Regions from separate parts of the Homo sapiens genome. Here all the other regions are linked to region 3. A link is a contact called in ENCODE Hi-C data. All regions are on one chromosome and are shown on one strand. The core of a region is the stretch at or near the end of the contact, and the rest is flanking DNA. Distances in the headings are between cores, read along the strand shown.

The links. A loop is a pair of places that touch in the nucleus more often than their neighbours do. Pooled maps may share reads with other maps.
Region 1: a loop to region 3 is called in a map of B cell, with 13 times the contacts of the local background. The contact joins the promoter of EXOC4 here to the promoter of SND1-DT in region 3. A Hi-C loop is called at or near these places in 2 of 168 maps with a recorded cell type or tissue (B cell and CD4-positive, alpha-beta T cell) and 3 of 50 pooled maps.
Region 2: a pooled map shows a loop between it and region 3 (19-fold over the local background). The contact joins the promoter of BPGM here to the promoter of SND1-DT in region 3. A Hi-C loop is called at or near these places in 6 of 50 pooled maps.

Annotation. Positions count from the first base shown.
Region 1 is chr7:133,250,745-133,254,979 of GRCh38, forward strand. It overlaps EXOC4 (exocyst complex component 4), which reads left to right and starts at 2,334. Exons shown (of 18, transcript NM_021807.4): 1 at 2,334-2,443. The coding sequence starts at 2,358. RefSeq lists enhancers at 2,101-2,150, 2,361-2,420.
Region 2 is chr7:134,644,565-134,648,219 of GRCh38, forward strand. It overlaps BPGM (bisphosphoglycerate mutase), which reads left to right and starts at 2,289. Exons shown (of 3, transcript NM_001724.5): 1 at 2,289-2,373. The region is part of intron 1 of LOC124901750 (a long non-coding RNA gene); the gene reads right to left. RefSeq lists enhancers at 2,266-2,415, 2,516-2,625.
Region 3 is chr7:127,649,918-127,654,153 of GRCh38, forward strand. It overlaps SND1-DT (SND1 divergent transcript), which reads right to left and starts at 1,915. Exons shown (of 2, transcript NR_186577.1): 1 at 1,756-1,915. It overlaps SND1 (staphylococcal nuclease and tudor domain containing 1), which reads left to right and starts at 2,277. Exons shown (of 24, transcript NM_014390.4): 1 at 2,277-2,534. The coding sequence starts at 2,457. RefSeq lists a silencer at 1,826-2,075 and enhancers at 1,873-2,491, 2,316-2,495.

The DNA.
Region 1 (4,235 bases), core at 1,084-3,583, 5.6 Mb after region 3:
TAGATATTGTTTTATTTCTTCCTTTCCAATCTGGATGACTTATTCATGTTCTTGCCTCATTGCTCTGGCTATAACTTGCAGTACTTTGTTGAATAGAAGTGGCAAAAAAATGGTTATCCTTTTTTTGTGTCTAATATTAGTGGGAAGGCTTTCAGTTTTTCATCGACTATGATGATTGCTGTGGGTTGTTCATAAGTACCCTTTATAGCCTATAAGAAGTTCCCTTTTATCCCTAGTTTTCTGAGTGTTTTTATTGTAAGAGTGTTTTGGATTTTGACAAAGCTTTTTTCTGCAACAGTTGAGATGATCACACACTTTTTATCCTATGTCCTACATTCTTTTTTTTTTTTTTTTTTTTTTTTGAGACAGAGTCTTGCTCTGTCGCCCAGGCTGGAGTGCAGTGGCGCGATCTCGACTCACTGCAAGCTCCACCTCCCGGGTTCACGCCATTCTCCTGACTCAGGCTCCCGAGTAGCTGGGACTACAGGCGCCCGCCAACACGCCCGGCTAATTTTTTGTATTTTTTTTTAGTAGATACAGGGTTTCACCGTGTTAGCCAGGATGGTCTTGATCTCCTGACCTCGTGATCCGCCCGCCTCGGCCTCCCAAAGTGCTGGGATTACAGGCATGAGCCACCCGGCGCCCGGCCTGTCCTGCATTCTTAACCACTAGGCCCAACTGCCTCTCCCTTTCTCTATGAATTATTTAATTTTATAGCCCAGTTTTTGTACTTATACCATAAAAATCTTTTTTTTTTTTTTTTTTTTGAGACAGAGTTTCCCTCTGTTGCCCAGGCTGGCGTGCAGTGTGCAGTGGAACGATCTTGGCTCACTGCAGCCTCCGCCTTCTAGGTTCAAGCAATTCTCATGCCTCAGCCTCCCAAGCAGCTGGGATTACAGGCACACACCACCACGGTCCGGCTAACTTTTGCATTTTTAGTAGAGACGGAGTTTCACCATGTTGGCCAGGCTTGTCTTAAACTCCTGGCCTCAAGTGGTCTGCTCGGCTCTGCCTCTCAAAAAGTGTTGGGATTACAGGTGTGAGCCATCACACTTGGCCCAAAAATCTTATTTTCTTTAAAAGCCATTAAAATTATGATTTCCAGAAGCTATATGTTATTTCCTCATTTGAATGTTACATAATTTATTTAATTCTTCTGTGTTATTTAAAAAATGTCAATACTCTATATTTCTTTAGGAACAAAGTCCCTAGAACTGGAATTATTGGGCCAAAGGTTATGAATACTTTTAAGTTATCGTGTGTGTGTGTGTGTGTGTGTTATCTTCAACTAATTTTTAAAAATGTGAACTTCTACCAGCTCGATGTCTATTTAATAAAAGTAATTGATGTGTTCTGAGCTTGCTGCTCACAACTCCATGACCTCTGAGTTAGTTTGCTTTCTATTCCTTTAAGTTCTTCAATCTTTATTGCTACTGAGCAGGCCACCTCCTTCCTTACTTTTAAATTATTATTATTCTTGTTCCTCAGTCTAACCACTTTCCACGCACATTCTGGTCTTTTTTGTTTTGTTTTGTTCATTTGGTCTTATGAATTAATGACTAAGCCAACGGAACCAAATGCAGGAAATACTAAAAACTTACCGGTAAAAGTATTAACACAAATGTGCATTACTACTAAGTATTTCATTTAGCTTGAAAAAAAAAAAAAAGGAATCTGCAGTGTGGTCTGTTTGTTTTTAGCTTATACTGTCTTTTCTTCATCAATATTCATTTATTCCTGTACGTGTGGTTTTAGAACTATCTGGAAATATAGGAACATTGGGAAAAATTGAACTCCACATAAACCTAATGTAGAAACATTAGTTTTACAGAATACTAAAGAAAAGCATTTCTGCTTATATTCATTTTCGTATTTTATTGGATTTTTTAAAAAATCACTTGCACTTAAGGCAAAAACTTCGCACATAGACATCCGGCAGAGAACCCCTCTTTCATTTAAATACAAACCCTAACACATTTTGGCATCATCAGATAAATTTGATTTAAAGCCTGACAAAATTCTAAAAGCAAGGAAACTGAAAAAAGCTGGAAGTCAGAATAAAGATAAATGAAGACACTCATTACAAGACTTAGGAAGTTGCAGCTGGTTTAGCTTTCCTGCGCGCCCAGGAGACGGAGAAGGAAAACTACGACTCCCAGAGTGCTTAGAGAGAACACGCGCGTCGTGGCCTCAAAACTTGCTCCCTTAGTCCCGCCTCCTCACTTCAGTGATTGGATTTTCCACTTCCGCGCCTCTGGAATTCTCTTCACCCATTGGTGGAGACTCCTGCGGGGTCAAATACAGAATTTACGCACCCTTGGCTTCCTTGGAGCCTAGCGGCTCTCCCCGCGTCCAAGATGGCGGCAGAAGCAGCTGGTGGGAAATACAGAAGCACAGTCAGCAAAAGCAAAGACCCCTCGGGGCTGCTCATCTCTGTGATCAGGTGAGGGAGGCAGGAGGCAGGGTCTGGGGACTGGGGGCAGCGGCTCGACCTCCGCTTTGGAAGGGAGAAGGGTTAGCTGGGTCCCACCCTGCTCTCCCCTTTCCTCCTTGCCTCCCGCAGCCCCTCCCCAGGGCTCTAACCCCTCCCCAGGGCCCCAGCAATTCCCCCTCCACCTTTTTTTTCTGGGGTTAGCTATAGAGAGAGGAGCCCCGCCTCAGTCTTTTCTTTAGGGGCAGCACCTTCTATTACAGTCTCGGGACCCCAAAGCACGCTATTTGGGTTTGGTAGAGAAAACCAGGTGTAAAGGTGTGTTTATTGATTCCTAAAATGCTTGTTTATTGTTTGCCTGTAGCAGCACTCACTGAGAAAGGCGTCTTGTTTCCTGGACTTTGGGGTGTAAGGCCTTGGAGTCCGGAGATTCCTGTCACGAGTTGCAGATTTGTGTTTTCACACTCTGGATACTTTCAACCACCTGTGCGTGGCCACAGCCACAAATACAAGAATCTGCAGTGAGCTGGTAGGAGGACTGGGTTTGAAGGCACACATCGGTTTTCAATTTTTTGCCCTGCCTCCGCATTCTGGTCCATTCCTTAAAAAACAGAACCAAACCAATTTCAAATTATCCTCCATGCACTGCCCCTCTGCACCTCCCAGAAGATTAGGGTGGGGGTGGAGTGGGAGCGGTGGATCTTTTAGGAGCTTTTTTTTAAAAAAGCGAAATATATTGAGGATGGGGGAACCCTTTCAAGAATCTTGGATATGATGCAGGTACTGACTAAAACCAATCTAAATAAAATTTATTATGGCACGTTTTTTACGTTGTTGGCATTTGAATTTCAACTCGTTTATTTTTCATAAACAAACACTCTATTTTTCCCCACCTATACTAAACTTTTGTTTGAGTTCTTGCAAGTTTTCTGGAATGTATTGATCATCTTTTCAAAACCCAGGGCCCAACATTATCTGGTAGGTACTAAGCACTTCAATGAATGCATGTATCAAACCATTAGAACAGCTTACCACTCACTGACAAAGACACATCTTATGGGTCTTATTTAGGAGGCTTTAAGATTATGGCCTATTAAATCATTACTTTAATTTTCTTTTGGGCTTAAGAGAAAAACATCTCTGTGTGGAAATGCTTAATATACTTGGTAGGCCATACAGAGGAAGTGCTGTTGTATTGTGAATCTATAGGCCCACATTCTCGCTGTGACAATACGCAGGTAGTGTAGATGTATCTCATGATACTAAAATTCCAATAAGAATGTTTGTTGTTTCCCATCTGAATTTCCTGTGGAATTAGAATACCAGGACATTATTTGGATCCTTTTTTGAACTTGTTTGTTTTTTCTACCTTATAGTCAACATTTATTTAAACAATAGGTATTTAGTGCCAGTTGACAGTATGGCGTCTGGCACGTATTACATATTGAATAATATTTGTTGACTTAATGAGTAAATGCCCTGAGTTTTGCAAAGATGAAGCAGGCACAGTGTTACCCTTGAGGAGAGTATAGTTTACCTGGGGGATAAAACATGTCAGTAAAAATGATGACATAAGACTACGAGAGAGACATGAAATGTTATGGAAATCCAGGAGGAGTGGCTGTTTCTAATGAAAGTGAAATGTGTCATCTCATCTGTGTACTTTTGATTCTCCAGGCTGTTCCCATTTCTTTTATGCTATTTGTATTTTCCTCAGGGCCAGTTGAATTTACTCTAAATGTCATATTTTTGAAAACAGCATGAAAGCCAACCTAAAGCTTTTTTTACTAATGCTAATTCAGAA
Region 2 (3,655 bases), core at 1,039-3,538, 7.0 Mb after region 3:
GATAAAAGTGAGACTACATCAAAAGCTGTTTGATGACACTGAATTATTTTCATAGTATCTATATCACTTGCTGTATCAGAACTGAAGTCCTCATGACTGGTCTTCAATGGAAGTGAATCCTAAAATTAATCTTAATTTAAAAAATACATTGCTTTTGGGGTGAGGAGGAGAAGGCAGCAGGAAGAGGAAGCATCTTCCCAGAATTATATGAATTAGCAACCTTGGGTCCTAGCCCAGGATTTGTCCCCAACCAAGTAATTCTGAGCACATCACTTAAGCTTCAGTTTCTTTATCTGTACAACAAGGAGCTAGAGTTTAATTTCCAAAGCCCTGTCAAGTACTAAGTTTGTACAAGTCTAATATTCTTTGGAGTTCATCTTTGCCTTAAATGGATTTATGATCATCTTTGTGAACCACGACCTCGTTATTTAAAAATTCATAAGAGAGACAGCTCATCGAATAGACCAGGACACAGGGTTCAGGATATGATACTGTAACATAATTAAGTATGGAGAACAATCTTGCCATAGGGCAAAAGTAACTCCTGAAATTCTGTTAGCCTCTGTGCACATTTGTCTTACAAACATGCTTGCTCCTGATGAAAATCTGCTTTTTAATTCCTTCTAGACAGAATCACTGATATAAGCTTCCATCTTATATCAAAATGACTCATTCATAAGCCACATACTCTTGCGAATGATTCTAAAAGGCAAGTGATGTTTGATATTAAGGTTTTATGTGACAAGCTAGCATTCCATGGGTGTCCATAACAACAGTAAACTTAAATCCAATGAGTAGGCGCCCTTAAGTCCAGACTAAGTAGCCCTAAATGCCAAATGCCACAAGACTGTCACTTGGTAATGACTGTCATTAGCCTCCGGAGTATGGATGGTGGGCACTCTGAATAGGAGCTTTATTACACTGTAGAAGAAAAGCTTTCTCCTTACTTTGTCCTCAACTGATATTGAGAAAAAAGCAAGAGGGCAAATGTATAAGATTTGGAAGCTGCCCCTTCCAGCTGTTCTGGCCTGAACTCTAGTTAATCTTGTGCAAGTTAAATTCTAACTATCACTAGGTGAGACCTATCACCTGCTGGGACCTGTCAAGCCTCGGATTAGTGCCGTCCCGGAAGTAAAGTTCTGTTGATATCCCAGGAGGAACTGTCATGCTCTAACATGGATAAATGAGATACAGAACTGGCTACGATTAGGTCTTAATGAGTTCAATAAAGAGTGTGTCACAGAATTTCAAATGTGGAAAGATTATCTTTTCAACTGTATGTATAATTTATTCTGAGGACTTGCTTGCGTGTCACAAACCTAATGCATTTGTTAGGAGGATGAAACAGGAAAAACTCACAGGAGGACACGAAACACTACTTAGGATAGCTTCTAAGAAGGGAATCTCCCATAACATTCCTTATCTTTCCCGCCCACCCAAGAGTTCTGACACATATGCTTCAAAACCTCGTGTGGTAGTTCAAGCCTGCTTAGAAGCTTTTAAGGCCTCGTGCCAGGTTTCCGGTGTTTTCATAGATTTCTCTTGTTCAGTTATTGTCGCCTCCAAATTTGTCATTCTCTCATTCCACTCTAGCCTCCCTTCCTCTGTGCAATAAGCTTTTAGGGCATTCCATTAATCACTTTTCTTCCCCACCTAAAATACTGTCAGCAAACTGCCTAGGGGAATCCCTATAAAAGCGGTAAGAGAAAGTAAGGTTGCGTTACTGCCTATAAATTGGGCACTTTAAAGGCATTTGTTTTAATCACGACTTAAGACTTTCAACCACGAGTAATTTGTGCGAAAGGAGCTTCTTCTGGGAGGATACCTCGGCTTCGTCTTCAGGTTTCAATCCCTAAATTTCCCATAAGTAAAAGAAACATCACCTCCTCTCTTCCAAGAGTCCGCTGACACCTGTCTTCACCCGCAGGTGTTTCTTTTAAGACGTTAAACGCTTTCTAGAACCTCAAACAGCTAAGATGCTCCCCGCACCCGAGGTTTTGCACCAGCGACGCTCTAGGGTGTGTTTTTCTACTTCCCTAGGCCCAAGCCTGCCCGCTGGCGTCGAAGCCAACTCCTTACTGGTTCAGGTATGTGCTCGTCTCTAGAGTAAACCAATCAGAGCCCCACTTCTTACTCCTGGGATTTGGTAAACGGAAGAGACCTCTCCTGTTCCGGGAGTAGGCCGGGACCGTGGATGAGTGACAGTTCGACTTTCCAATAGGCAGAGCCCTAGGACCTGCCCACGTCTGGTTCAGGGGCTAGAAAAGAGCGTCGATGCCGGCGGCAGTGATGAGTCCTAGGAGGCGCTGGCTCTTTGGCGGCTCGGAGGAGCGGCTGCTGCTGCTGCTGCTGCTGCTGGTGGCCCCTTTGCAGGTGAGTGGCTTTGTTTTAGAAAATGTTGCGAACGTTTACATTTTTTAGTGATGTGATGTTTTATTTTTGGGTGCGGGGAAGGCCAGTTTCTTTACTTCCCCCGGTTTAGTCGTTGGTGGGAGTCTGGTGCCCACTCCAGCCCTCAAGCTGGGACCCTCACTTATCGCCCCGGTCCCTTTCCCTTGTCCCTATCTCAGAATGAGCCTCGCAGGCAGTCACCGTTCTGTCAACTGAGAGGAGGAGCCCGCTTTGGTAGTGCTGTCCTTATGGCAAGAATATATAGAAGTTGGAGGGAAGATAAACTCTCTTCTGGATGTCTGAGGTACTGTGTAGCAGAGCCCTTCCAATAGTAAGATCCCCTGGAAGGAAGCAGGGCGATGCCGCTGTATTTAGGGTTCTGGCAGACCTGGCCCTATCTATCATTTTGTGTAGTAGACAGAAAAACTCGAATGCGGTGAAAAGAGAAGGAGGTGAATATATGCAGTGTTTTCATGTAGGAATCTGGAGCCAAATCACAAGTTCTTAGAACCACTAGAAATAAAAACGTAAGTGTATTTTCCTCTTTTCTAAGGGACGAGCTGGTATTACACTAGAGAAGGTCAATGAAATGCATAATTGCAGTTAAGTTCACAGTTAAGCTTTAAAGAATAGTTGGTTGTTAGCTAACTTATAACTCTCATCCCCCTACTGCCTCCCTTGCAAATTACGGAAGATCTTTAGCTTGTGAGTGGTACTAGAATGTTAGCTGACTAAATGCAGACTCTTTCCAAGAAGGGGAAAAATCAAAAGCTAAGTTTCACCTGTAGGTACTAAAGGTTTTTTAATAGTGAAAGCAGAACTCATGTCAATTTGTCTTTTATTTTTTATTTTTTTTGAAACGGAGTCTCGCTCTGTCGCCCAGGCTGGAGCGACTGCAGTGGCTCGATCTCGGTTCACTGCAACCTCCGCCTACCGGGTTCAAGTGATTCTCCTGCCTCAGCCTCCCAAGTAGCTGGGATTACAAGCATAGGCCACCACGCCTGGCTGATTTTTGTATTTTTAGTAGAGACGGGGTTTCACCATGTTGGCCAGGGTGGTCTTGAACTCCTGACCTCAGGTGATCTGCCTGCCTCGGCCTCCCAAAGTGCTGGGATTACAGGCGTGAGCCACCGTGCCTGGCCTTGTCTTTTTTCTTTCTTTCTTTCTTTTGTTTTGGTTTTTTTTTTGTTTTGTTTTCAGACGGAGTTTCGCTTCTGTTGCCCAGGCTGGAGTGCAATGGCGCGATATTGGCTCACCGCAACCT
Region 3 (4,236 bases), core at 665-3,164:
GCAGAGGGGAGCTGGTAAAGCAAGGGTAGTGAGTTCAGGGACTTTAAATTCTAGTTAACGCTTGTCCTCTGTTGTCTCTCACTTGCTCTGATGGAAACCAGCTGTTATGTTGTGAGTTGCCCTATGGAGAGACCCATGTAGAAGGAAACTGAACCACTGAAAAACTGAGGCTCTTAGTCCAACATCTTGAGGAACTGAATTCTGTCAGCAACTATGAGTGAGCTTGGGAAGCAATCTACCTTCAGTCAGAGGAGGACCTTCAGATGAGACCACAGTCCCCTTCCCAACTCCCCTTGACACCTTGACTGCAGCTTTATAAGAGAAGACCTGGAGGAAAAGGCAGGCACCCACCCCAGATTCCTTACCCACAAAAACTGTGAGATAAATGCTTATTGTTTTCTTTAGTATTTAAGTTTTGGGGCAAATTGTTATGTAACTAATACAAGATATAAGATAATTAACTGAATGAGAAGGGAGAGAGGACAGCAGTTATGATCAAAGACAAAGTGTTTGAGTTTACAATCGTACCTATGAAGTTATGGTGTTTTATCTGTCTGGAGAACGTCCTAAATTGGTGCAGAGGTCAAGTTTACTGAAGATGAGATCAAGGAGCAAAGAGGTCAGGGTATGGGATAAGTCATGCTCGTAGATATTGAAGTATTTCAGGATTATTGGCTGAAGACCGTGCACCAAGTGTTAACAATTTCAATGAATGACACGGTAGAAATAGGGGTACGGTAGATAAAAAGCCACGAGATAGAGAGGGGTATAATCTGATGGAACCAACTTCCACAGAGGTTTTTTTTTTTTTTTTTTTTTTTTTTGGAAAAGGGTGGCAAATTAGGGATCTAAGAAGGTGACCTCAAAACTTAACCCTGGGATATGTTTAGTGTGGGAGAATAAACTTACAATCTTTTAAGAGAGCAAGGGGCCATGCACTGTGGTTAATGCATGTAATACCAGCACTTTAGGAGGCCGAGGTAGGAGTATAGCTTGAGCCCAGGAGACCAGCCTGGGCAACATAGTGAAATCTCAGCTCTACAAAAAAAAAATTAGCTGGGCGTGGTAGCGCGGACCCGTGGTACCAGCTCCAGCTACACCGGAGACTGAGGCAGGAGGATCGCTTGAGCCTGGGAGTGTCAAGGCTGCAGTGAGCCGTGATCGTGCCCCCGCACTCCAGCCTGAGCGACAGAGCGAGACTTTGTCTCAAAAAAGCCACAAAACCAAAGAAACAAAAAGAACTGCAAGGGAAGTACTGTCTTCAGTGTAGAGCCAAGTTTTACGATTAAATGACATAACACATGCAAGGTCCTTGGTTCCACATAGTGGGCACTCAACGAATATTAGTTCTCGCTAAACAGTCACTTAAATATTTGTAGGCCTTGGCTTTCCCGTTCCTTCCCCGACCTTTTTACTGGGGCTAGGGAAGGTATCCGGTGGCTGGAGGCGCTTCACACTGGGTCGGGTGAGAGCGTGAAGCGAGCCTTTTCCCTAACGTCACGGGAGCAGCTGGGAAGAGACCGAAGAACGAGGGTCACTCTCCCCTGTATACGTGGCATGTCCTTCCTCTGAGACATTTATTCCTCCCACCAACAAACATTAATGGAACGCCTCACAAGTGCTAGACCCCAGCGACACAAACAAGGGCGAGGCACACTCTCTGACTACAAAAAGGGCGCGCGGCCGCGTGGCAGGTCAAAGCCCACATCGGTAGGAGGTTCCACAAAGCTCTGATTTTCCAAGTTCTCTCCATACTTTTAGCCAAGGTAAAATGTCGGAAGTCGAGTGGAGCGGGTACGGAGATTCCTCCAGGACTCTGCCTGCGTGGCTCCACCCTCCCAGGCCGCATTCCCGGGTACAGCGGCGCCCACCTAGGTGGGTATACAAGTGTGCGCCCCTGAGGCCAGCGGGGAAGGACGTCATGGGCGAGGTCAGGCGGGAGGGCGCGGCTGGCTCCGCCCCTGGGGCTCCCATGGCCCCCCGCGCCCCGCGGCCAGATGCTGACGTGTCCTTTCCTTCCCACTACACCTCCCGACATTACCTACTCCGGCTGCCCCGGAAGTCCCGCCCCATATTTAGCCCATCCTTGCAAATCAACTCTTTCAGCGCTTCCTGGAACTCACCACCGTTTTGGGGACCAAGAGGCGGGGCTCCGCGAGCAGGGTGCCTATTGGCCTGAGGGCCGGCGGGCTCTGGGCGCTAATTGGGCGGAGGGCGGTGGCGCTCTGGCACGCTTGCGCGGCGAGTAGAACGTGTGGCGGCGGCGGAGATCGCGTCTCTTTCGCTCCGTGTCCCGCTGCTGCTCCTGTGAGCGCCCGGCGAGTCCGTCCCGTCCACCGTCCGCAGCTGGTAGCCAGCCTGCCCCTCGCCTCGACTCCCTTTCACCAACACCGACACCCACATTGACACCTCCAGTCCGGCCAGCCGCTCCACTCGTTGCCTTTGCATCTCCACACATGGCGTCCTCCGCGCAGAGCGGCGGCTCCTCCGGGGGACCCGCGGTCCCCACCGTGCAGCGGGGCATCATCAAGATGGTGAGAACGGGCCCCGGACACCGACCCCTCTGCCTGCCTTCGGGCGGGAGTCAGGCATTGACTCCACCTTCCGCCAGCCTGCTCCATGTCCCAGATCCCCTTTCCTCTGCCCCCTTCCTCACTTTTCGTCGATTCTCCGAATCCTCTCACTAGACGGAAGCAGACACGGAGTCCCCTTGTTCCTTGCCTCCCGGACACCTTGACATCAGGGGTCACAGTGATTTCCGAGGTTGCGGCATTCGGATCTCCTGTCTGTTTACCAGGACAGATCGATTACTGATTGATTAACAGAGACAATTCGTTGATATCTGTCCTCCCATCCCCCGTCTTTCTGTTCATTTTGACATATGCTGAGTAGTTAGTAGTTTTTCGAGATCCTGACATCGGCTCTTCTCTACTAGTACTTGGCCATCATGAAACTTTTCTGTTCCCACAAACGCTGTTACTTGACTCCCAAGTTTTCTCACTCTGTGGCCCTCTTTTCCTCTCTTTCCCTCCACCTCTTGTGTCGACCTGAAAGCTCCTGATCTTTGTGTACTTTTGACTTCTAAAAGGTTAGGCCGGCAAGAATCTTAGTAATCATCATTGTTCTCCCGTCCCTTAAAGATAAGGAGATAGGCTTGAAGAAGGCAAGTGACTTGCTTAAGGTCACATGGTGGTTTGGGTTGGAGCCATAGCAAGAGCCCAAGTGTTCGGATTCCTGGTCTAGTGCTCATAGCACTATAGATTCTGCCTGATTTTATATACCCTCAACTTTTTGAAAATTCTTCAATTTTGAATTTGAACCTGCAAAGTTTATTTTTACAATTTACTCCTAGCTCCATGATAATTTGATAATATAAATTCAGTTTATCACTTGCCCCCAGTTGTCCTCCCCAAAACCCTTCCAAATCTTGGAACCTGACATTTCTTGGTTTTACCAATTTTCTGGTTTATGATGACTGTAAACTTCTAGATGTCGTTTCATACTGCAGTTCTGACATTTGTATCTGCAACAGCAAATATCTTTTGTGATACTTTCTCCCAAGGCTCCACAAGTTTTGCTGTTGTAGAAAGTTTTGAAAAATTCTATTTTAGGCCTGGTGCGGTGGCTCATGGTGGTAATCCCAGCACTTAGGAGGCCGAGGTGGGAGGATTGCTTGAGGCCAGGAGTTGGAGATCAGCCTGGGCAACATAGCAAGACCCAGTTTAAAAAAAATTCTATTTTATTACCCTGTTATCTTTCACAAGATTAAAATGTTCTGCAGCTTATGTGTGTGTAAAGCTGATTTTAAGATCCCCTCGCCCAATTCCCATGTGCTCATTTCTTAAGGTAATAGTCTGCCACCAGCCAAGATTCTTGGGATTTTCAGTACTGCCTTTTCCTTTTGTTTATGTGTAATGGAGGGTCAGAACTGATCTGAAACTGAATGAGAAGAGAATTTCCAAGATCCGCATATATTTTTCCTCTGAAATACTGACCTGACCCATGAAAGGATTATCCTAAAGTGGCTCTTCTTTCGTTAGCTTTTTCATTTGCACTGATCTTCTCTTCACCATAGGAACAAAAACATCTCTTGGCTCTCCGGTGTTGGGTTTGGCAGTAAGAAAGAGTGGATCTTTCTGAGATTTCTCCTTGCTGAGGTTTAAATTGTTCTTAAAGGTCTCTCTCATTTGTGGAATGGGAATAGAATGAGGCTGAACATAGTTTTGTTTCCGCCAA